2 separate regions of the Homo sapiens genome follow, and region 2 is linked to region 1. A link is a loop called in an ENCODE intact Hi-C map of the cell type or tissue named here. Cell type or tissue: Caco-2. All regions are shown on one strand.

Evidence for each region. Hi-C counts contacts between places; a loop is a spot of excess contacts. Peaks named below come from ENCODE experiments on the same cell type or tissue, not always from the same donor. Only the 100,000 strongest peaks of a DNase experiment are listed, where the experiment ranks them.
Region 2: it touches region 1 in a loop (13-fold over the local background); 11 of 110 quality-filtered maps call a loop at or near these places.

What each region holds. Positions count from the first base shown.
Region 1 is chr14:91,648,483-91,652,482 of GRCh38, reverse strand. All of the region lies in intron 15 of CATSPERB (catsper channel auxiliary subunit beta), which reads left to right. Among named protein-coding and RNA genes, the nearest start is that of CATSPERB, 82 kb to the left of the region's middle. In Caco-2, a CTCF peak has its summit at 2,347; no DNase peak of the experiment used is centred here.
Region 2 is chr14:91,897,421-91,901,420 of GRCh38, reverse strand. All of the region lies in intron 4 of FBLN5 (fibulin 5), which reads left to right. Among named protein-coding and RNA genes, the nearest start is that of TC2N, 32 kb to the right of the region's middle. RefSeq lists an enhancer at 3,797-4,000. In Caco-2, no CTCF peak of the experiment used is centred here; a DNase peak (open chromatin) is centred at 1,980.

The sequences.
Region 1 (4,000 bases):
TTCACCTTGTTGGCCAGGCTGGTCTCAAACTCCTGACCTCAAATGATCTGCCCATGTAGGCCTCCCAAAATGTTGGGATTACAGGCATGAGCCACTGTGCCCAGCCTAATGGTATTTCACTGAAGATTTAGTTTGCATGAGTAATAATGTTAAGTATATTTTCATGTGTTCATTTTTATATCCTTTTTTGTAAATTCTTTTCAAGTCTTTTTTGAATGAAGTTTTGATTTGAGTTACTTTTCTTACTGATTTCTATAAGATTTTAATGTATTACGGATATGATTTTTTGTTAGAAATATGTCTTGGAAATATCTTCTTGTAATTAGTGGCTTGTCTTATTTATCTTCTTCATGGTATCTTTTGAACAAAAATTATTAATTTTTGAAAGCTCAATTGACCAATCTTTCCTTTTATGGTTAGCACTTTTTACTTCTTGTATTCTATTTAAGAATTCTTTGCCTATCCCAAAGCTATGAAGATATTCTCCTGTTTTCTGGAAATTGGTTGTTTTAGATTTTATATACAGATCAAAGTAAAATCTCTAATTTTGTATATGTCATGAAGTGAGGTTCATTTTTTTCCCTGTATGACTACCAGAGCCTCTACTCTGGCCTTGAATTGAATATTCATCCCAAGCTTTTCTTTCTGCTTTTGTAAGCTCTCCAATATATCCATAGAAGTCATGCCACCCCACAATCTTTGTAAAAATTATGGTTGTCACTGTAATCAACTGCAGCTACTCCAATGGACCACCTCAAGTCTTGCCCTCCACAGACACTGCATCCCACACTCGCCACAGAGATAATTTGAGTAATTGTGAAGCCCTTGCTTGCTATGGTTTGCCAGGCATAAGTGGTCATCTGTTCACTCATTAAGTGTGTAAGCAACTCAGTCCCAGAATCCCACCACTATATTCTATGCCTTAGGGACACTGTAGGTAAAAACACTATATCAGTTTTGGACCATGCAGGAAACGTAATTCCTCTCAGGTGTTTTACCTGAAGAAGCTTTACAAGGGGACTATTTGCAGAGGGCAGACATAGTTAAAGGGAGCAACAGTGATAGTAAAATATCCAGAGACTAGCAATGGAAGAAAGATGTTACAGTCTCTTTGCTTAGAGGGGGGATAAGATAGATAGATGGCATTACTAAAGCCCAGTCAAAGCTGGAATGGAGTAGGGACCACCCTTTAAGAGGTGTAATCTAGGAAGCTCACAGCCACCACAAAACCACACCACCAAAGCAAGAAGAAAGAGGATGAAAACTACCTTAACTTCTGTCTCCTTCTCCTTTCTTAACTCCTGCTGCTGCATTTCATTTGCCAAGCCCAATCAGGAGTCAACTGGAAACAGCACAAAGATTGCAATTCATAGAAATCAGTCTTCCATTGCACCAAACAGGAAAGAGAAAGTCTGAGAGTGGATCTGGAGGAATGGCCAAATAGAGAATAAACAGCACATATTGTGAAATAAAAACCAAAATAGACCTAGCAAGATAATGTTGGAAACAGTAAAAATAACACCTAAGAAAACTAAATTGTCAATAAAAATTATAGAATATTAAAAATTATAAATATAAACTATAGAAACATACCCAGATGTAAAATGAACAAATAAGTGGAGAAAATCTAAAATAATAAATATAGATGCTAAAGATTCAGGAACTGCAAAATTGTAGGGATTTCTAGTGATGAACAAAAATTGTGGCTGTATGTTTCTCTCTTTTATCTACAGTTTCTGGCATAGTATAGCCCTCTGATAGAAATGGGTGGGTGGATGGATGGATGGATGGATAAATACAAAAAACAGAAAGAACAGAGGAAACCAAAATCAATAATGACATTAATTTTTTTAACTAAAAGCAAAACAAACCAACACTAAAAGCAGAAACACTCTTCGAAATGGGAAATGTAAGTCAATTTTAAAGAAACAAAAATCAAGCCAGCCTTGGATTCTTCTGCTGCAACAATGCCTGTTGCATATTCTAATATAGAACCTCCAAAAAAATTAGTTTCACCTAAGAATTTGGAACCAACTCAACTCATTATTCATATTCGTATTCATTTTCTAAAAGAAAAACATAGAATTCTTCTACAACAAATTATGGTGATTCCTTCCGTGACACTGGTTTTACTGATAAACATATGTCCTATTGCTTTATTTTCTTCTCTGCACACACAATAACTTTGTTTGAAAGCATTTTAAGCAGCAATAAAACTCAACATGTATTGCACCAATGATCTAGGAAGCTCAGTTAAAGTGATGACACTTTATAAAAGTTATAAATAACTGATTTATAAATATTTATAAAGTTATAAATAACTGAGACAAAGTACATGCATGGGTAGGCAATTGACCACTATGGTTTCAGTGCCCTCTGGCTGACAATGATTGTAAGACACATCAATTATAAGACGTGTCTCAATTCCCAAGCTGTTAACATGTGAAACATGCATTTCTTGCCATATTTATCCACAAAATATGGCATATTGAACCTTAGCAATTACAACAGCAAAGTTTTGCTACTGAAAAGCTCACGGGAGCATAAGAAAAAGCCTGACTACATGTGATTCAGAGGAAATAATTATAAATATTATTGACACAAAAAATAAAAACACAGTGAGAGTCTCTCAGAACCACATGATAAAATAATCAAGAATTTAAAAGACAAGAGGAATAACAAAAAGTTAAAACTAAAAAGCCAAGGTTTTGCCATCCCTAAAAGGCAATCCAAAATACTATCTCTTTATCTGAGTATAACTTTACATGGAGTTAGGAATTTTTTTGGAATCCTTTATTGTGATCATTCATGGAATTTTTTTAAATGTGCATGCTGGCGGGCGTCTGTAATCCCAGCTACTTGGGAGGCTGAGGCAGGAGAATCGCTTGAACCCAGGAGGTGGAGGTTACAGTGAGCCAAGTTCGTGCCACTGCACTCCAGCCTGGGTGACAGGCAAAACTCTGTCTCAAAAAAAAAAAAAAGTGTGTACAATACAAGTCTTAAAAAGCAAAAGAAGGCTAGATGTGGTGGCTCATGCTTGTAATTCCAGAACTTTGGGAGGCCAAGGCGGGAGCATCACTTGAGCGCAGGAGTTCAAGACCAGCCGGGGCAACAATCTCTACACACACACACACACACACACACACACACATATATGTATACATTTAAGTTTGTGTATATGTATTAAAGCAAAGGAAACAGAATAACCCATAAAAATAGACATGAAAGAGAGAAAAGACATAGCAGAAAATGTACAAAGCATAAAATAGAATAACCAAAAGTAGAGCTGGTCTACAGTTATCACCATAAATGTTCATTTATTCAGCAGCATTTATTGAGTACCTCGTATATGCCAGGTACTGTTCCAATCACTAAGGGTACAGCAGTCTCTTTTCCTGTGGAACTTACACACTTGTCAGAAGACACTGATAATTAACAAATAAACCAAAATAGGCTGTATGTAAGATAAATGCTACACAGGAAAAAAAAAAAAAGCAAGATAGGTGAATGGGAAGTGCCAGGTGAAGTGTGTGTTGCGTTGTGTGGTGTAGCATGTATTGTGGTCTGGGTGAGCGGCCTTGAAGCAGATGAGGGAATGAGCAGATATCCGAGGTAATCTACATTTCTCCATTAAAGACAGAGTCTTATTTTGGATTTTAAAATCTTGAAATATATTGCCAGGAGTGAAAAACTTAAAGCTAAAGTGGAGAGAAAAAAATATAAATAAAGATTTGAACAAGTATGTGAAACACACTGGGAGAGAAAGCAGAGGCAGTAATGTTCATATTCACACAGAGCAGGAATTTTAGGCTGAAAGTATTCAATAAACAAAGTTCTTTCTGTGATAAAATATAAATAGTACAAATATATCATATTGAGTCAATGCTCTAAAAGAATACAAGATATGTAAATATACAAAAATGAACTATAAGGAACATGAGAAGGAATCAACTGAAGTGCCAAAGTAGAATACATTTGAAATTGACAGTGTTAAATCTTT
Region 2 (4,000 bases), 250 kb before region 1:
GGAAATGATTTTTGCCATATCCAAAAAAGGAAGAGTGGAGGCCTTGGAAAGGTGTGTCTTCCAAGGGCTCTTGGAAAGCTTCTCCCAGTGTCACCCAGTGAGAATGTTTCCCTTTGGCTGATGGCCGTTCTCACACAAGAACTGAGATATTCAGCCGACGTTAGGTACACAGGCTCACAAAGTCAGACCTTGCCTGTTCACAGTATTGGAGCAAAGAAGGCATGGGAAGAGGCAAGAATCAGATTGTGAAAAGGTTGATCATACATGGCCATTAGGCACACGTACCTTTATGCTTTTGGATGCCTACAATTATAGAATCATAGATGGGCCCAGAGATGCCTGGGTGCAGAGGTGGAGATGGAGACTCCATGAAGGAATGTACCCTGGCTTTCCTTACCTCTTGTCCAGATCTCCCGCCATATGCCTGGGGCTCAAGGGGGAGAAGTCCCTGGCTTTGGCTGTAGTTGAATCACAGAACTAACCATGCTTATAGCCCATGAAACCCCTGGGCTGTCATCCTGGTGTCTTTAGTGAATTCTAGAACAGCATCTGCAGGAGGCAGAGACCAACCTTCTTCTATCTTCCACAGCTGTCAGAAACAGCACCTCCCCGGGGAAGGGAGCTATGTGCCAGGCAGTCAGGCTGGCACCTGTGCTCCTGTTAATTCATGAACTCTCACATCTACCTACGAGGCAGGCTACATCAGCCCTGTTGCAGAACACCCAAGGATCCAGTAAATTGCCCTGCCTTATTTAGTTACCAAATGTGGGAGCCTGGATTCACACCCAGCTCTGTCTGCTCCCAAAGTTCTTATTCTTTAACCTGCTAGTCTTTTCTGGGGAGTTCTCAGCCCTTTGGTGTATTTTTCTTTTAAACTTTGGTGCTTGGAGAATGACCTAGAAAATGTTCTCCCTATGGGCATGGGGAACCATTAGTGTTTTGTTTTGTTTTGTACAGTTTTTAAAGGACATTTTATTTCTGTTAGAATTTGTGTTATGAAAACAAAGTATTTTCAACTTTCAGGAATAAATGCTGAACTGTAAATACATATATGTATATAATATGTGCATTCAAATATAACACATAGCTATCATACATATGCATGTTATTTATATTTGAACATATTTATGCATATTTAATGTGATATATTAAGTCTGTTATAACTGCCTATAGAGATTTTATTTAATAATCTGTGAGTTAATACTAAGATCATACTTGGAACCATTACTTTTATATGGGATAGAAAAGTGGGTTGTGTGATGTTTTCTGAGAACCAGCCCACTCCCAAGGGGAGGACATAAAATGGGCATAAATCAACAATGTAATACCCACGAAGCTGTCTGAGAACTCCATACAGTGAAGGAGAGGAGTGCCAATCACCACTGGCTTCCTCTGCAGAGTCCTGCTCCAAGGACTGGAACGGTCAGCAGATGTGTGGGCTGTGGCCCTTTCCTGTGCTGTCCGTGAGTCACAATGGAAGGTTCTGTTCATTTTGTTGTCCCCGAGATTGTTGGACAGTTGTATTTTGATGTGTTGAGGCCAGTTTCTTCATCTGGTGCCTTTGTAAGATCTTTTCTGTACTTGAAGGACATTCTTTTACTCCTTTAAAACACACCAGCCTGAGGGACATCCCTTTATTCCCCTTGTCTTTGCATATCTGCCCACGTAAAGCTTACTGTCTGGCTGGGGAATGTGAGACATAGCTAAGGGTATGAAATCCTAAAAGAGTTTCCCAAATATGTAGGCCACTGTCCTGGGGCCTGAAAGCCCTTTCTGTCTATGGCCTCCTTGGAAGGCATCGAGGAGGTGATATTGATGGGTTTTGATGACTTTCCTAAGTGAGCAGTTGTTTCAGATTGAGAAGGCCACTCTGTGGATGTCTCAAGGGAGAGGTGCCAGTGCAGGTGAGACTGCAAGGTCACCAGAGCTGTGCTGCTTGATGCAGATGACGACTTCTTCCTGGCAGGGGCAGTGCTGGGCTTTTCCAGGTTCTGGGAGAGCTGGTGAGCGCTTTCCTCCAGTTGCCAGGGTGCTGGTCATCTGGGCAGCAGATAGTCACTGCCTCACCTGTGGGGAGCCAAGCTATGGTTGCTGTGGCAGAATCCTCCAAGTGCCCAGGCACCCGACTGGTGTGACAGCAGCCAGGAGGGAGCAGGGAGATGAGAGAACTCCCAGTAAAGTCTGCTTCTGGGTACCATACAGCGGGAGGGAATATGCTTGATGCCAGCTCTTCCAAAGGTCATGGAGGCTGGGGAGGACACACACACACACACACACGAACACACAGCCGCTGTAGAGCATAAAGAATGAATGAATGGGGGCCGGGCACGGTGGCTTATGCCTGTAGTCCCAGCACTTTGGGAGGCCGATGCGGGCAGATCACGAGGTCAGGAGATAGAGACCATCCTGGCTAACATGGTGAAACCCCATCTCTACTAAAAATACAAAAAAATTAGCCGGGCGTGGTGGTGGGCACCTGTAGTCCCAGCTACTCGGGAGGCTGAGGCAGAAGAGTGGTGTGAACCCGGGAGGCAGAGCTTGCAGTGAGCTTAGATTGCGCCACTGCAGTCCAGCCTGGGCGACAGAGCGAGATTCCGTCGCAAAAAAAAAAAAAAAAAAAAAAAGAATGAATGAATGAATGAGTGAGCAAGTGAATGAATAAAGGATTGAATGCACCCAGCATTCTTTTCTCTTAGGGGACTCTTCCTGACTACTGCACAGGAAAAGAAAGCAGACCCTGTTTGCCCATGAGGATACTGACCCTTGCTCAGGTTGTCATAGCTTGTACTTTTCCACTGATGCGGAAAGGGAGGCCCTGCCAAAGAATGTCCTTGGAGTGATTCAATGTATTTTTCCTTCTGTGATTTAAGTCAAATGTATTTAATGTAAGAAGTTCCGCTGTGAGCTGGAATGTGTGATGAGTCTTTCAGCCTCCCCCCGAGAAAGCCCACCGTGTGAACACTTCCAGTTTTAGCTCCATCAGGTGTGTAAGCTGACAGTGGTTGGCGTGGTGGTGGCTGTTTTTAAAGTACACACACCCAAATGGGCTTGTCAGCTAGTTGGCTGGAAAAACCTTTCTGGGGGCTGCGAGGGATTGATGTTTGCCGTTCATGTGTTCATTCATTCAATAGTTCTTGAACATTACCAGGGACACAGCATTACACCAGGTGTGTTTTCAGGCTATAAAGGTGAGAGATTCCGCCCCCCCCGCCAAAAAAAACTTCAGGGACTTATTGACGTCTCAAAATATAGTTTCTATTGACAATTCATTAAACAAGTTAGTGAAAGTTAAAATTTTAATTTTAAAATCTGTATTTTAAACAAAACAAATACAAAAGTGTCGTATAACTGAGTTAATTCTTTTATTTTTTGAGATGGGGTCTTGCTGTGTTGCCTAGGCTAGAGGTCAGTGGTGCAGTCTTGGCTCACCATAGGCTCAACTTCCTGGGCTCAGGTGATCCTCCCACCTCAGCTTCCTGAGTAGCTGGGACTACAGGTATGCGCCACCACACCCGATTAATTTTTTGTATTTTTAGTAGAAACAGGGTTTTGCCATGTTGCCCAGGCTGGTCTCAAACTCCTGGACTCAAGCAATCTTACCCACCTTGGCCTCCCAACGTGCTGGGATTACAGGCATGAGCCACTGCGCCTGGCTGAGTTAATTCTTTAGTTCAGTAAAAGTGCTGGAGTTTTTAAAAGAGTGAACTTCAAGGATTTTGATCTTCGGCCTGAATACTTCGCACACATGCCCACGATGGGGCCCTTTGTGCCCTTCTGAGTCCAGCCTGGCCTGCTGGCATGCGTCTGGTTTCTCTCTGTAGGACTTGGCAGGCACAGTTGTGTGGGATGCAAATTACGCAAGCACAGAGGCTTGGGAACTTGCTGCCACCAAGCCTCTCCAGTGATTCTTCTCCTGTGTTGGTCACCCTCACCCTTCATTCCCCTCAAGGCAGGAAAAAGAACAGAAATTCCTAAGGCAGTGTTGTTCCCAGCACACAAT